Linked DNA regions of Homo sapiens: region 2 is linked to region 1. Evidence: chromatin loops called from intact Hi-C (ENCODE). Cell type or tissue: ovary. All regions are shown on one strand. Each heading gives the region's core, and the rest is flanking DNA. Links, peaks and the distances in the headings are about the cores only.

Evidence for each region. Peaks named below come from ENCODE experiments on the same cell type or tissue, not always from the same donor. Only the 100,000 strongest peaks of a DNase experiment are listed, where the experiment ranks them.
Region 2: it touches region 1 in a loop (4-fold over the local background); 3 of 110 quality-filtered maps call a loop at or near these places.

The regions. Positions count from the first base shown.
Region 1 is chr15:50,671,878-50,680,212 of GRCh38, forward strand. All of the region lies in intron 1 of TRPM7 (transient receptor potential cation channel subfamily M member 7), which reads right to left. All of the region lies in intron 1 of LOC128092252, which reads right to left. Among named protein-coding and RNA genes, the nearest start is that of TRPM7, 11 kb to the right of the region's middle. RefSeq lists enhancers at 5,180-5,680, 5,681-6,181. In ovary, for the core only: a CTCF peak has its summit at 3,856; no DNase peak of the experiment used is centred there.
Region 2 is chr15:51,188,296-51,196,630 of GRCh38, forward strand. All of the region lies in intron 1 of MIR4713HG (MIR4713 host gene), which reads left to right. Among named protein-coding and RNA genes, the nearest start is that of MIR4713, 50 kb to the right of the region's middle. In ovary, for the core only: a CTCF peak has its summit at 4,544 (motif pointing left); a DNase peak (open chromatin) is centred at 4,566.

The DNA of each region.
Region 1 (8,335 bases), core at 41-8,040:
TTGTTTTGATATTGGTGTAAACAAACCTGCACTGCCAGTTACATAGAAGTATGGCATATACAACTATGTACAGTACATAATACTTTGTAATAATAAATGACTATGTTACTGATTTATGTATTTACTAGACTACGCTTTTTATGGTTAGAGTGTACTCCTACCTATTTTTGTTTGGTTGGTTTTTGTTTTTGTTTTTTGAGACGGAGTCTCACTGTCGCCCAGGCTGGAGTGCAGTGGCATGATCTTGGCTCACTGCAAGCTCATCTCCCGGGTTCACGCCATTCTCCTGCCTCAGCCTCCTGAGCAGCTGGGACTACAGGCAACCACCACCACACCCAGCTAATTTTTTGTATTTTTAGTAGAGACATTTTCACCATGTTAGCCAGGATGTTCTGGATCTCCTGACCTCGTGACGTGATCCGCCCACCTTGGCCTCCCAAAGTGCTAGGATTACAGGCGTGAGCCACCTCGCCCGGCCACTCCTACCTATTTTTTTTTTTAACTGTAAAACAGCCTCAGGCAGGTCCTTCAGGAAGTATTCCAGAAGGCACTGTTATCATAGAAAATGACAACTCCATTCATGTTATTGTCCCTCAAAACCTTCCATGAGGCAAGATGAGAGGTGGAAGACAATTCTACTGATGATCCTGACCCCGTGTAGGCCTAGGCTAACGTGTATATTTGTGCCTTAGGTTTGAACAAAAAGTTTAAAAAGTAAAATAATTTTAAAATGTTGAAATAGAAAAAAGTAGCCAGGTGCGGTGGCTCACGCCTGTAACCCCAGCACTTTGGGAGGCTGAGGCAGGCGGATCATCTGAGGTCACGAGTTCGAGACCAGCCTGATCAATGTGGTGAAACCCCATCACTACTAAAAATATAAAAATTAGCCAAGTGTGGTGGCGGATGCCTCTCATCCCAGCTACTCAGGAGGCTGAGGCAGGAGAATCGCTTGAACCAGGGAAGCAGAGGTTGCAGTGAGCCACTGCACTCCAGCCAGGGTGACAGAGTGAGACTCTGTCTCAAAAAAAAAAAAAAAAAAAAAAAAAAAGCTTATAGAATAAGTATATAAAGAAAATGTTTTTATGCAGCTGTACAATGTGTTTTATACGAAGTGTTATTACAAGAGTCAAAAAGTTTTAAAATGTTTACAAATCTGTTAAATTAAAAAGTTACAGTAAGCTAGCGTTAATTTATTATTGAATAAAAAAATACTTTTTATAAATTTAGTGTAGGCTAGGTGTACAGTGTTTATCAAGTCTACATAAGTGTAATGCCCTAGGCCTTCACATTCACTCACCACTCACTCACTGACTCGCCCAGAACAACTTCCAGGTCCACAAGCTCCATTCACAGTAAATGCCTTATACACCTATACTATTTTTTATTTTTATTGTTTTTTACTTATTTCCATAGGTTATTGGAAACAGGTAGTGTTTAGTTACATAAGTTAGTTCTTTAGTGGTGACTTGTGAGATTTTGGTGCACCCATTGCCCGACCGGTACACACTGCACCCTATTTGTAGTCTTTTATCCCTGACCCCCTTCCCACCCTTTCTCCCTGAGTCCCCAAAGTCCATTGTGTCATTCTTATGCCTTTGCGTCCTCATAGCTCAGCTCCCACTTATGAGTGGGAACATATGATGTTTGGTTTTCCATTCCTGAGTTACTTCACTTAGAATTAAGAGTCTCCAATCTCATCCAGGTCACTGTGAATGCCATTAATTCATTCCTTTTTATGGCTGAGAAGTATTCCCTCGTATATATATATATATACCACAGTTTCTTTATCCACTCGTTGACTTGATGGGCATTTGAGTTGGTTCCACATTTTTGCAATTATGAATTACGCTGCTATAAACATGCGTACGCAAGTATCTTTTTCTTATAATGACTTATTTTCCTCTGGTAGATACCCAGTAGTGGGACTGCTGTATCAAATGGTATCCTAAGGAATCTCCACATTGTTTCCCATAGTGGTTGTACTAGTTTACATTCCTACCAGCAGTGTAGAAGTGTTCCCTGTTTACCACATCCACATAAATGTCTATTATTTGTTGTTTTATGTATTATGGCCATTCTTGCTGGAATAAGGTGGTATTATTGCATTCTGGTTTTCTGTTTTGTTTCTTGAGATGGAGTTTTACTCTGTCGCCCAGGCTGGAGGGCAATGGCATGATCTCGGCTCACTGCAACCTCCACCTCCCAGGTTCAAGCGATTCTCCTGTCTCAGCCTCTGGAGTAGCTGAGATAACAGGTACCTGCCACCACGCCCAGCTAATTTTTGTATTTTTAGTAGAGATGGGGTTTCACCATGTTGACCAGGCTGGTCTCAAACCCCTGACCTCAAGTGATCCATCTGCCTCGGCCTCCCAAAGTGCTAGGATTACAGGCGTGAGCCACCATGCCCAGAAGCCCAGCTAATTTTTGTATTTTTAGTAGAGATGAGGTTTCACCATGTTGGTCAGGCTTTTCTTGAACTCCTGATCTCAGGTGATCCACCCGCCTCAGCCTCCCAAAGTGCTGGGATTACAGGGGTGAGCCGTGGCACCCAGCCAGTGCCTGGTTTCTAATAAATTTCTGATGTCACAATGTATATGTTTTTGTACTATGTATCCCTTAACAAATTATTGTTGCTATTATTATTTTTAATGGTTTTTGTCTTTTAACCTTCATACTAAAAATACAAATGATTTGCATACCACCATTATGGTATTAGAGTATTCTAAATTAACTCTATTTACATTTACCAGTAAGTTTCATACTTTTCATATTCTTTTTGTTACTAATTAGCAACCTTGTCTTTCAGCTTGAAGAAATTCTGTTAGCATTTCTTGTAACACAGGTCTAGTCTCTGAGCTTTTGTCTGGGAAAATCTTCAAATCTCCTTCATTTCTAAAGGAGAGCTGTGCCAGGTACAGTATTCTTGGATAATGGGTTTGTTTTTGTTTTTTTGTTCTTCAACACTTCGAATATATCATCCCCTCTACTACATCCCATAGTTTTGGGTTTTTTCCAAGAGCTGGAAACCAGAGTTGTTTCTCATTGGCAAATCCACCCAAAACTTTAGCAAACAATTTGCTAAAAGTCACTTAAATTGTGTCACTCCCATACTCACAGATTTTTACTAAATTTTATGCCTACAGGGACACATAATGACATTAGCATGTTTCAAGAAAATCTCCTGGCTGGGCACGGTGGCTCATGCCTGTTATCCCAACACTTTGGGAAGCCGAGGCAGGTGGATCACCTGAGGTCAGGAGTTTGAGACCAGCCTGGCCAACATGGTGAAACCCAGTCTCTACTAAAAATATAAAAATTAGCTGGGCATGGTGGCGGGCACCTGTAACCTCAGCTACTCAGAAGGCTGAGGCAGGAGAATCGACTGAACCCAGGACACAGAGGTTGCAGTGAGCCAAGATCACGCCATTGCACTCCAACCCAGGCGACAAGAGCAAAATTCCATTTCAAAAAAAAAAAAAGAAAATCTCCTACAGCCTTCCCTACCTCATTCACCAATTTTGTTTATTTCAAAAACTTACTACCTCTCATTCTGTTTATGTAACAGCCAAATGTACATACATTCTTCCCACACGTAGCATTCTCATCATTTACGGCCTTCACTTGTTACACAGGAATCGGCTTCACAAATCCAATATTCACATACCCCAGCTGAAAGTTGTAAATATCACCTAATGATAAAAAAAAGTTTTTATAGTTTTTGAAATTCTAAGTTTCTTCTCTGCCATCAGTTACCCAATCAAATGTGCCCTGGTTATAAATACATATAAAAATCCTAGTTTTATACACTTTGCTTTTTAATTTTGCTAGGTTGCACTACCAGATTTTACCAAGAGGTGGCAAACTACAAACACAAATCTGAAAATTCCTAAATTTGTATGTTCCAAGTAATGTAAAAAGTAACTATATCCACAGAATGCTAGTAGAGCAGGGAATCTTAAAGATCAGTTGGTGATCTTCAGTGGTTAAATAGTACAGATTCTGGAATCAGACTGGTCTGAGTTAGGATCCCAGCTCTGCTGTTTACTATGTGTGCAACCTTGTGCAAGTTTCAGAGCCTCTTTTTGCTTCCTTACCTGTAAAATAGGATAACAACAGTACTTACTCACAATGTTACTCTGGTGATTAAACAAAATGATCCATGTAAGTTGTTTTAGCACAATGCATGGCACATAGTCAAATTTCAACTATGATGGTGATCACTTCAAAACTCCTTAAATTATAAATTCTTACACCAGTCTACCAGCAATAAGGGACATGTATTACAAATAAACCTAAGCACACCTTACTCTCTAAACAAATCACTACCAGCACATCCTTCCTGCCTAGATGCTGCTAGCAAAAATTGGGGGAAAAAATTAAAGATTCCTAAAAAATTCTGCTGTTAAGGTAACATGTGGAAATCAAATTTTTTTTTAACAAATACATTCTATGATTATATATATTAAAATTAGAAAATTCTAGCTATGGAGAAGTAGGTCCTATTAGGCTAACCATCCCTCAGATAACCACCATAAATTCTGGACAAAAGATAAAAAAGAGGCTAGACACAGTGGCTCACACCTGTAATCCTAGCACTTTGGGAGGCCAAGATGGGAGGACTGCTTGAGGCCAGGAGTTTGAGACCAGCCTGGTCAACACAGCGAGACCTCATCTCTATCGTTTAAATTTTTTTTTTAATAAAAAGATAAAAAAGACTTGAGGACACTGAAGAGCAACCAAAAGCAAGCAGAAACCAGACGGAGTCTATACTTAGAATAAAGGAATGGTATTGAGTGAGTTTCCCAATTTTTAAGGCTTTTTGCCTGAAAACAGTCCCCATCCTATGCCTAGTGAACAGCAAAATATCAATAGAAATCCCACAGTCTTACTGACTTATAGAACCAGAATACCCAGTTCAAGGTGAAAACAGCAGCTGGAAAGTGATGGGAAAGTTTCCGCAAGAGTTGAGAAAAGGAATCCTAAATACTTAATATTAATTCTACACAAATCTCTCACTGACCCATGAAGATCGTACACATGGGGCAGCCTCCAGGCAGCCCAGCTAAATAAAATAACTGAGCAGATATTCCTGCTGCCCATTGTAGGAGAGACAGTTTGGAGTTTGAGTACAATGAAGTTAATCAACAACTGTCTTAGTCGGCTTGGGATGCCACAACCAATACCACACAGACTTGGTGGGATAACAACTGAAACAAATTTTCTCACAGTTCTGGAGACTGAAAGTTCAGGATCAAGATTCCAGGAGGGCCAGTGTCTGATGAAGGCTCTCAGACAGCTGCCTCCTCACTGTGTCTTCACACAGTGAAGAGGGAGTGAATAAGCTCTCTGGTATCTCTTCTTCTAAGGACATAAATCCTATCAGACCCAGGGCCCCACCCTCATGACCTCATCTACCCCTGATTACCTCCATCTCCCAAAGTTCTCATCTCCAAATACCATCACACTGGAGGTTAGGGCTTCAAGATATGAATTCTCGGGGAGCGAGGGAGATCACATTCAGTACATAACAACAACAACAACACACACACACACAGAGCACAGGATTAAAAGAGAACCCAGAGGCTGGGCGTGGTGGCTCACACCTATAATCCCAGCACTTTGGGAGGCCAAGGCAGGCGGATCGCAAGGTCAGAAGTTTGAGACCAGCCTGACCAACATGGTGAAACCCCATCCCTACTAAAAACACAAAAATTAGCCGGGTGTGGTGTCACGCGCCTGTAATCCCGGCTACTCAGGAGGCTGAGGCAGAAGAATTGCTTGAATCTGGGGGACAGAGCTTGCAGTGAGCTGAGATCACGCCACTGCACTCCAGCCTGGGCAACAGAACAAGACCCCGTATCAAAAAAAAAAAAAAAAAAAAAACAAAAGGTAACCCAGAGCCTCTACTAAGTAACAATCCCAATGTCCAATATACACTCCAAAATGACTAGATATGGTAATGGACAGGAAAATGTGACCCATATTCAAAAGAACGGTAATCAAATTAAAAGAAATTGCCTACTAATAAAGTTCATGTGCTCAAGAAAAGAAAGTTAAATGACACTAAAGACCTAGAAATTGGCTGGGCGCAGTGGCTCATGCCTATAATCCCAGCACTTTGGGAGGCCGAGGCGGGCGGATCACGAGGTCAGGAGATTGAGACCAGTCTGACCGATATGGTGAAACCACGTCTCTACTAAAAAAATACAAAAAATCAGCCGGGCGTGGTGGTGGGCGCCTGTAGTCCCAGCTACTCGGGAGGCTGAGGCAGGAGGATGGCGTGAACCCAAGAGGCAGAGCTTGCAGTGAGCCAAGATGCACCATTGCACTCCAGCCTGGGCAACAGAGTGAGACTCTCTCTCAAAAAAAAAAAACAAAAACAAAAACAAAAACAAAAACAAAAACCAACACCTAGAAATTCAGAGTTATGTGATAAATTTGTACATGGGTCAACATGCCTGCCAAGGGTGACCAACATGCCTGCCAAGGGTGACACAGACAATGACAAATAAGACTAGCCTAAAGCAAAATGTTGAAATAAGCTGGCACTCTCTGACTTCCCCTATCAGAGTTCAATACATTTGACTTTCTGACACTCTTACAGACCCTACTCTCTAGTTCCATTCTTTAAAAAAAAAAAATATATATATATATATATATATATACACACACACACACATATACATAATTTTATTATGTCACAGAGTTCCACTCTTACTCTAAACTGGCTGCCAACTACTCAACTAATTAATAATTAGATATTACTGACATTTTAGATACGAACCCTATGAGAGTTTTAAAGATATTATTGAAAAGCATCTATAATTCTGTAACAATTGGTAGAAAAGTTCTATATATTTAAAAACTTAAGGCCAGGTGCAGTGGCTTATGCCTGTAACCCCAACACTTTGGGAGGCCAAGGCAAGAGGACCACTTAAGCCCAGGAGTTCAAGATCAACCTGGGCAACAGAGTGAGAAACCCATCTTTGCAAAAACAAAAAAAAAAATTTTTTTGAGACGAAGTCTCGCTCTGTCACCCAGGCTGGAGTGCAATGGCGTGATCTCAGCTCACTGCAACCTCCACCTCCTGGGTTCAAGAGATTCACCTGCCTCAGCCTCCCGAGTAGCTGGGACTACAGGTGCGTGCCACCACGCCCGGCTAATTTTTGTATTTTTAGTAGAGATGGGGTTTCACCATGTTGGCCAGGATGGTCTCGATCTCTTGACCTGGTGATCCACCCGCCTCAGCCTTCCAAAGTGCTGGGATTACAGGCATTAACCACCGCACCCAGTCAAAAAAATTTTTTAATTAGCCAGGTTGGTGGTATGGGCCTGTCATTTTAGGTACTTGGGAGGCTGAAGTGGCAGGATCACTTGAGCCTAGGAGGTTGGGAATACAGTAAGCCATGATGATGTCACTGCACTCTGACATGGGCAACAGAGCAAAACACTATCCAAAAAAAACAAAACAGAAAACTTGGACGCTTGGACGTTCACACTGCGAGTAAGCCATATCAACCCATTATCTATCAGTGAGCAGGGTGTTGATACTTTTGTTGATACATTCATGATAGGTTTCTACAGGTTTTATTTCATTTATATATATATATATTATATATATGTGTATATATATAATATATATATATATATATATATATATATTTTTTTTTTTTTTTGAGACAGAGTCTTGTTTTGTCACCCAGGCTGGGGTGCAGTGGCGCAATCTGGAGTCACTGCAACCTCCATCTCCTGGATTCAACCAATTCTCATGCCCCAGTCTCACAAGGAGCTGGGATTACAGGCGCACACCATCACGTCCAGCTGATTTTTATATTTTTAGTAGAGGTGGGGTTATCTACGTTGGCCAGGCTGGTCTCAAACTCCTAGCTTCAAGCAATCCTCCCGCCTCAGCCTCCCAAAGCACTGGGATTACAGGCAAGAGCCACCATGCCCAGTCTTTTCCTGCTGCTTTTAACAAAGAGTTACACCCATCCAGAAATCTATTTAATGACTTTTCTAATCTACTAAGGATTGCCCCAGAGTATGTGTCTCTGCACTTGTCAAAATAAAATGCATGACCGGGCGGTGGCTCACGCTTGTAATCCCAGCACTTTGGGGGGCCAAGGTGGGTGGATCACTTGAGGTCAGGAGTTCGAGACCAGCCTGGTCAACATGGTGAAACCCTGTCTCTGCTAAAAATACAAATATTAGCTGGGCATGGTGGCGGGTGCCTGTAATCCTAGCTACTCGGGAGGCTGACAGAGGAGAATCACTTGAACCCGGGAGGCAGAGGCTGCAGGGAGCTGAGATTGTGCCACTGCACTCCAGCCTGGGT
Region 2 (8,335 bases), core at 22-8,021, 520 kb after region 1:
ATGCGTGCCCTCATCCACTTTGGTCCAGCCACAATGGCTTCCTGTTGCTCCTCAAACATGACAAGTGTCCTCTCACCTTAGGGCCTTTGCACCGCTGTTCCCGCCATCCAGAATGTTCTTCTCCCAAAGAGCTGCATGGCTTATTCCCTCACCTCCTTCAGGTTTTACACAAATGCCCCTAAATGAGGCCTTCCCTGACCACCCTAAGTACACTTGCACACTCTACCCCCACCCCTGGCTCTCTGTATCCTTTCTCTCTCTAATTTTCTCTACCAATCTTATCCCTAGCTAACATACTATATGTTTTACTTATTTATGATGTTTAGTATCTAAATGCTCCACTGAAATTATAGCCCTATGGAAGCAGGGATTTTTGCCTGTTTTATTCAGCCTAGAACAGTGCCTGACACATAATAGGCCCTCCATTAATATATGCTAAATGAATAACATGTCTGACCTCTCCTTATCATCAGTCCTACATTTCAACTTCTGGCTGGACAGTGCTGCCCGAGGTCCTGCCAGCATGTCAGATCCACCCTCACATCCTAGCATCTAGGATCAGGCCTCTCAGCCTCCTCCACACACAGTGGGGCTGATTGGCTTAGCCTGGGTTTAAATCCAGCTCCTTGTCACTTCCCAACTAGAAAGACGCAGTAACATGCACCCCCTCATGTGGTTGCCTTTAGCATGTGATAAATGAGGAATGAAACGACAGGACACGCTGCTCCCTGGGCATCCTGCCTGGCAGAGAACAAATGCTTAATAAATGCCAGCCATTACGACTGCCATCACTAGCTACTTCTTCTCTTAAAAGAAATTCCTGTGCAGGCATGGTGGCTCACACCTGTAATCTCAGCACTTTGGGAGGCCAAGGTGGGCGGATTGCTTTAGCCCAGGAGTTCACAACCAGCCTGGTCAACATAGAGAAACCCTGCCTCTACAAAAAATACAAAATTAGCTGGGCCTGCTGGTCCCAGCTACTGAGGAGGCTGAGGTGGGAGAATTGCTTGAGCCCAGGAGGTGGAGGTTGCAGTGAGCCAACATCATGCCACTGTATTCCAGCCTGGGTGACAGAGAGAGACCCTGTCTCAAAAAAAAAAAAAAAAAAAAAAAGAAAGAAAGAAAGAAAGAAAGAAAGAAAGAAAGAAAGAGATTCCTTATGCATCTTTGTTCCTGTGGTTAAGAATTGTAAAATACTTACTTTTTGCTTTGGTAAATTAATGATAACTTGACTTATTTTTAGTTTCGTTCTATACTTCACCTTGGGAGGGTTACAATGTGTTTTTTAGGTCATGGGAAAATAATAATGATGAATAGTGCTCTGTTGATCAAAAAACCCAAGAGCCACAAGCACTTACTCAATGCATCCTCCACCAGAAGCTGCAGTCTCTCGTGGACAATAACAATGAAAATAGCTGCCATTTATCACATGTTCAGGGCAGAGGTGGTACCAAGAGCCTCACGTATATCACCTTACTTAATTTTCACACTGCCCTTTCCCAACCCAGGAAATAGGTACTGTGGTATCACTGACATTTTAAAGAGGAAGAAATGAAACTTGGGGAATTTGTTAATTTGCCCAGACCACAGAACTAGAAAAGGGACCTAGTTCCCTTTCCTAGGAGAACCTCTATTAATATATGCTAAATGAATAACATATTTGACCTCTCCTTAGCATCAGCCCTACATTTCAACTTCTGGCTGGACAGTGCTGCCTGGAGGTCCTGCCAGCACGTCAGATCCACCCTCACATCCTAGCATCTAGGATCAGGCCTCTCAGCCTGCTCCACACACAGTGGGGCTGATTGGCTTAGCCTGGGTTTAAATCCCAGCTCCTTGTCACTTCCCAGCTAGAAAGAGGCAGTAACATGCACCCCCTCATACGGTTGCCTTTAGCATGTGATAAATGAGGAATGAAATGACAGGACATGCTGCTCCCTGGGCATCCTGCCTGGCAAAGAACAAATGCTTAATAAATGCCAGCCATTACGACTGCCATCACTAGCTACTTCTTCTCTTAAAAGAAATTCCTGTACAGGCGTGATGGGACAGGGAAAGAAGAACCTAAACCTCAGTCCTTCAGGATCCTGTGTTTGCGCCTCCCCAGTTAGCCACATTGTTTTCTTTTTTTGCACCACCAAATTCCAGCAATCCAGTTTGGTCCCTCAGCCCCTGGGCAGCCCATGATGGGGCCCGCAGCTCTGGCCTTGCCACAATCCTTCCCTGCTCACTGTTTATTGCCTTTGGGCCAGGCAGAGTTCCTTCCAAAATCCACTCTGCCTTCCGCTGTCCATGCCAACCCTGGCCAGGAAGCGGAGGACAAGGCCAACCTGGGCCCTGGCCTCACGCCTGCCCTATGAGGTCCACTGGGCCTCCTGCCAGCAGATCATGGTACAGTGAAGAGGGGGCCTTCCTCAGGAAACCCAGGGGCCACGCATCTGAACCTGACCTCTTCCCATGTGATAGAGGATAGTCTTTTTAAATAAGTAAAATCATGGTTCTCATGGAAATGTACAATGAACACATATCAAAGATTTTATTTAACTCCCTAGTTGAACGAGGGAACTGGTAAGATGTTACAACTGGTTCAAAGAAGTCAAAACAACTGCAAGTTTATATGGCGTAAAGAAATGTTGAAACAATTTTATGTATATATTTGAAACTTGCTTTATTATTGGGAGGGGGCACAGAAACCAAAACGTTCTGCTGTGAGATTCAGCCACATTGTTGTATGTAGTTGAAGTTTGTCATTCTCATTGCTGTCTCAAAATACAATGTATTCACCCATTCTGCAATTGGCAGACATTGGGGGCAGTTTCCAATGTATGGTTCCAGCACATACCTTTTGGCCAACAGAGGTGCACATTTTTATGGGGTCTTCTTAGTCTTTAAAAGAAAAGTGGTCAGTTGTTTGGCCAAGACATTTTCTTGACCCAGGCTTAACAGATGAATCAGCCTGTTATCTCCTTTGCCATAATCAGCAATTTTTCTTTTGTACTTTCTCTTCCTTGAAGTGCACCATTCCATCTGCAGGATTCTTCAACATTGCTGAGCAAGGCCAGTGGCTGTCCTGTTATATTTTTAACATATGCAGGTGACTTATTTACATCCTGGCTACAGACTGGCTCAGGGGTGAGGGGACGAAAGCAGCTGCCCGAGCTGGCCGGTGAACCTGGACACTCAGCTGTCCAGCCAGCTGACGCTGTGACTTTCTCCCTTCAGACACTCAGTTGTGTTTTTCCACTCCGGAAACAGTGATTTCTACCCCCTGCCCTTCTCTGTCTCTTGATGGGAAATCTATCGCTAGTTGGCCTCGCTGTCCCTTGCTCTGCTCCTGAAATGGATACTAAAAGCAACTTATTTCTGAACCTGTGCTTTTCAGCTCACACTTCCACATCGTCCCTTTCTTTTGTCCCTTTCTTTTCTTCTCTGCCCGCATGATGGGCTGGCCCTTGGCAAGGTCTTTACTTTCACTGTGTTTTCTTTCTTTCCCCAGAGTCTCCGATCCTGTCTTTCTCAGAGGTGTTTTCATTGTTGCTGTTTCTCCTCCGTCTCTCATCCCCTCAGGCCTCGTTAGTCACTTCCTTACCTGTAAATATTTTTTTTTTTTTTTTTTTTTTTTTTTTGCCGGTGGTTGGGGGGGAGGTGGGGGAGGGGGGTTAGTGGACTTCCTTTCCCCAAAGTGCTCCGCTCTGACTCCCATCAGTAAGGCAGCAAGCCCAGACCCGTTAGTGGCCTTCCTTTCCCCAAAGTGCTCCGCTCTGACTCCCATCAGTAAGGCAGCAAGCCCAGACCCCGGCATGGAGCAGGTCAGGCAAGAGATGTATGCAGTGACTTAATAAATAAAATAGAATGGAATACGAGAACCAACAGAAAAGAAGCATGTAGAGCCGCTGGTCCTGAGGATCAAAAGAGCAGCAAAGATAGGCCTTCAGCTTTGGTGCTGAGCTTCCTCATAACAGGGGCAATCAAAGAAATAAGAGATTACAGTGTTGATAATAGATAAATGATAGAAAATAATTGTAACATTTTTGAAGGAGCGTCTTATTAATTTTTCTGTCTTCTAAACGCTTGTTTGGGTCAGGGCCTTAAGCATAGTAGATGCTCAATAAATACTTGTTTAAAGGATGAGTTAAAAGTAAAATCACGTATTATTGCTGGCTAATATGTATTGAGTACTTACTACATAGCAGGAAATTTCTAATTTGTTTCACCCAACAACCCCAGTAGGTGGGCACTATGGTTCTCCGCTTTTTCAAATGTGGAAACCACAGAGTAACTTCCCCAAGGTCACAGCTCTTCAGCGACCAGGTTATGATGTAAACTCAAGTGCCCGGATTGGAGCCAGCCACTAGGGAATCTGAAATGATGGAGCAAATGAGCATTTAGGGGTATTTTCATTTTACCAGACAGTAATACCAACCTGACTGGCTTTTTACTGCTGGCCCCTGGCAGGCAGCCCAGTTCAGTGAGCAGCCCTGCTAGAAACCAAGGCAGGCAGGCTCCCCTCTACCGGGAGCTGCCCGGCTTCAAAGCCGGTAAACCTTTTCCCTATCTGCCCCCTGCTGGCGGATGTGAGCATAGCAGGGCTCTCTCCCGACTCCTTGCAAGAGCACCCTGGAAAAGAGAGCGAGGCTGAGTGAAACCCCGGCTGCTGCTTGGGCTTCCGTAATTGTAGGGGAGTGGTGAATTGCCATAACCCCAAACTGGGACCTGGGCTCTGACATATAGGAATGTCTTAGGATGGGCTGGTTAAAATTGGTTGCTCTCCTGGCAAAGCTAGTTTGTGTAGTCACTGGATGTGGGGTGGAAACAGTGGGGCTTGGGGGAGGACGGTGGGGAATTAGAGATCATCTTTAAAAGCATTGGAACACCATTCAGGGGGCTCTGGGTTCTTGTCCAAGGGTCACCTACTCCAGCGGCAGGTATCCTGTCTGAAGCTGTGTCCTAATTTGTAAAAGGAGGCATTAGACTACATGACGTCTAATGGTCCTTCGATCTGAAATCTCTACCTGTAAGCTCTTTAAAGATTCCTCTAAGCAGGTCTCCTCGCTGGATCTCACATTCTCTCCCCAAAGGTCTTCCCCAGTGCCCATACCACATCTCCAGCCCTGCTCACCTGCATCCCCCTGTGGCCAGACAACTTGCTAACTCCAGCTGCCCACCCTGACCCCCAACCTGAGCCAGCTTTGTATGAGGTCCCCAGGCCCTGTTCACTAAGAATGGGAATCTTATGGTTCAGAAAGAAACTAGCCTGTGCTTCTTGGTCTTGAGGCCAGTTTGCCTCTCACTTCCTGACAAGTCCAAACCCAGGACAGCTGAGACAGCGAGAGCTATCAAGAAATGAGGGGAAGGGAGCTGCCGGCACTTTCTGTTGAGCAAATGGCTGAAGTTCCCAGAAAAGCTGGAGCGGAGGAACTCTGGGGAGGCACATAAAGTTGTTGTGGTCCAGGAATGGATGCCTGAGGAGCCCAGAAATTCCCAAGGGAAATGTTGTAGGGGTCGGAGTTCCTGTGCCAGCAGGGGTGGGAGGTACAGCCAGCCGTACGTGACTATTGCTATTAATGTGACCTCATGTTCAACCCTGGTGTTTTCTAAAGAAACAAGACTTTCCAGAGAATTTTTGTATTTATTTTGGGGCACCCATATATACACATATATTCAGCCTCAGCAGAGCCTAAGGCAGGGTTCCTGGGGTGAAGGACAAATTATTTTTCTTAGTTTTCAACCCATAGGGACTGACACTTTAAAAAATGCGATAAAAATAAATTATTAGAAAATGAAATGAAGACCACCAAAACTAGTCTCTACTCTTCCTTCCCTTCCCTTTTTCTTTCTTTCTTTCTCCTTCTTTCTTTCTTTCTTTCTCTTTCTTTCCTTCTTTCTTTTCTCTCTGTTTTTCTCTTTCTTTCCCTTTCTCTCTCTCTTTCTTTCTTTCTCTTTCTTTCTTTCTTTCTTTCTCTCTCTCTCTCTCTCTCTCTTTTCTTTTCTTTTTTCTTTCTTTTCGACAGAGTCTTGTTCTGTCACCCAGGCTAGAGTGCAGTGGTGTGATCTCAGCTCACTACAACCTTCACCTCCCAGGTGCAAGCGATTCTCCTGCCTCAGCCTCCCAAGTAACTGGGATTACAGGCATATGCCACCAGTCCAGCTAATTTTGGTACTTTTAGTAGGGTTGGGGCTTCACCATGTTGGCTAGGATGGTCTCAAACTCCTGACCTCAAGTGATCCACCCCTGGCTTGGCCTCCCAAAGTGCTGGGATTAGAGGTGTGAGCCACCATGCCCAGCCTCTACTCTTTTTCATGAGGCAAATCCTCTGGTGATGTGCTTAATGATGTGGCTGTTGTCAAATTGCTGTAAATTTTCTAGACACCGATTTTGTATCTATGTTTATCTCACCAGGAACCCTCAAACAGTTTGCAGACTAGCCCCAGCCTATGGGTACACTTTGAGAAGACCTGGTCTAAGCCACTCTTACTTCTGTATTCTCTGGAGATGAAGGACATCAGTGGGGATAACAATTTTTAACAAATAGACAGTTTCCACAAAGAGGAGAGGAGTATTCATAGCACTTTATTTGTCAACTTTACAAATTACACAGTCACATTAAAGGTACATTTTGTGTGCAGATGACCATGGCATTCTGAGGAATAATTGAGTTTCTCGGCATCACTAGGACTATTGTTTTCCTACTTTAAACTTGGACATGCTTCATGCTTAGGATACCAGACAGTAAAAAGTACGGGAACACTAGCACATTACAAAATTTTTATAAAACTGTACTTTACTCACCCTAAAAGCCCACATCCATGTTACTTTATTGAGAAAAACATGTCCAGAAATGGCCACAAACAGGGGCTGTCTCTTATGGGACAGTAGTCAACTCATCACCTATCTTTCCTATTTTCCACTTATTTTCAGCTTTGAATTTTAATAACTGCATTTCATCCGTTTCTGTTTTGATTTCAGCTACAAAGTGAATTACATTTTTTAAATTAGAAAATAAGGATTTCACATTATATTTAATGTTTTAGGTACATTAGCAATCTGGCTTCAAAATGATCCTCTTGTTTGGAAACACCCTGAAAATATGAAGGAAAAGACAGTCCTAACCCCCTGAATGAAGTGTGATTTTAATGGAATAATATTGGTTTTCAGTAGACATACCAGAACTTCTACGTTAAATTTAGGGATCATACTGTTATTCTAATGATGCTGCCACTGCTTGGAAGAATTTTGGAATGGCTTTTTTTTTTTTTTTTTTTTTGGAATTGCCTTCAGTGGACAATTTTGAAGAGAGATGAATAAGAAATAGTGTTGGGCTGTGCACGGCAGAGGCCACTGGCCTAAAAGGCTCCATGTGAGCCAATGATTTCCTAACTTCCTGTGTTCACAGTGTGCTTCATGCTACTACTGCCTTTATTAAAGTAATCAAGGACCCCAAACACGGCTAAAGACAGTGAAAGTTATGATGAAATTAAAGTGTAGTCACAGTGTAGTTACAACTACATGATGAGGTTGTCTCAGAGGGTTTCCAAAGGCACACATAGTTGTGACTCTATTCATTTAGTCACCTGGGTCACAATTTGAAAAGAGTCCTTGCTGTCCTGATCAGGCTCGCTTTTTTTTTTTTTAATCAAAGACGAAGTTCCTGCATGTCCCCTGGGTGTCCTTGGCATAGCTGCCCTGTGTTCCTGCCCCTTCCTCTTAGGAGTCACAACCCCTAAACACTATACCACATCACACCTCGCACTTAGCTCAACTCCGAAATCATATGTAATAAAATTCATTTCACACGTGGGTCACATGTGGATCAAGTGTGATTGCACCACGGCGAGGGATTTGCGGTACCAGTAGCTGCAGCATAGGAACTGAGCAGCACTAGTCCCAGGTAGCTGGAGACACAGCCTTAGATAGGAGTCTTCCTCAGCATAGCGAACAGGGACACACGTTTCTTTATTGTAAAGCACCAAAATTATAGATACCAGCCAAGCATTAGAGGATTAACTACAACAGAGATATCATCCAGGTACCATGTCCAGCACCCTGGGAAGACAATAATCAACCCTCCTGAAAGAATGTGAGGCCGGGTAGCTGGTGGGAACCTTTGATACACATTAATAAACTTTATCATTACAGTGATATGTAATGATCATATTACATTAATGATTACATTTAATCATTTGAGACTTACGGAAAGAATTGTAGTGGAATCTTTTAGATATGTGTAAACTAACAACATAATTTTAGGATTATACTATGTCAATTCAGGTGTAGGTAAGACAGCCAGTGAAAAATTATGTGAAGCAAATAATTGGAAAACTTTATATATATGTT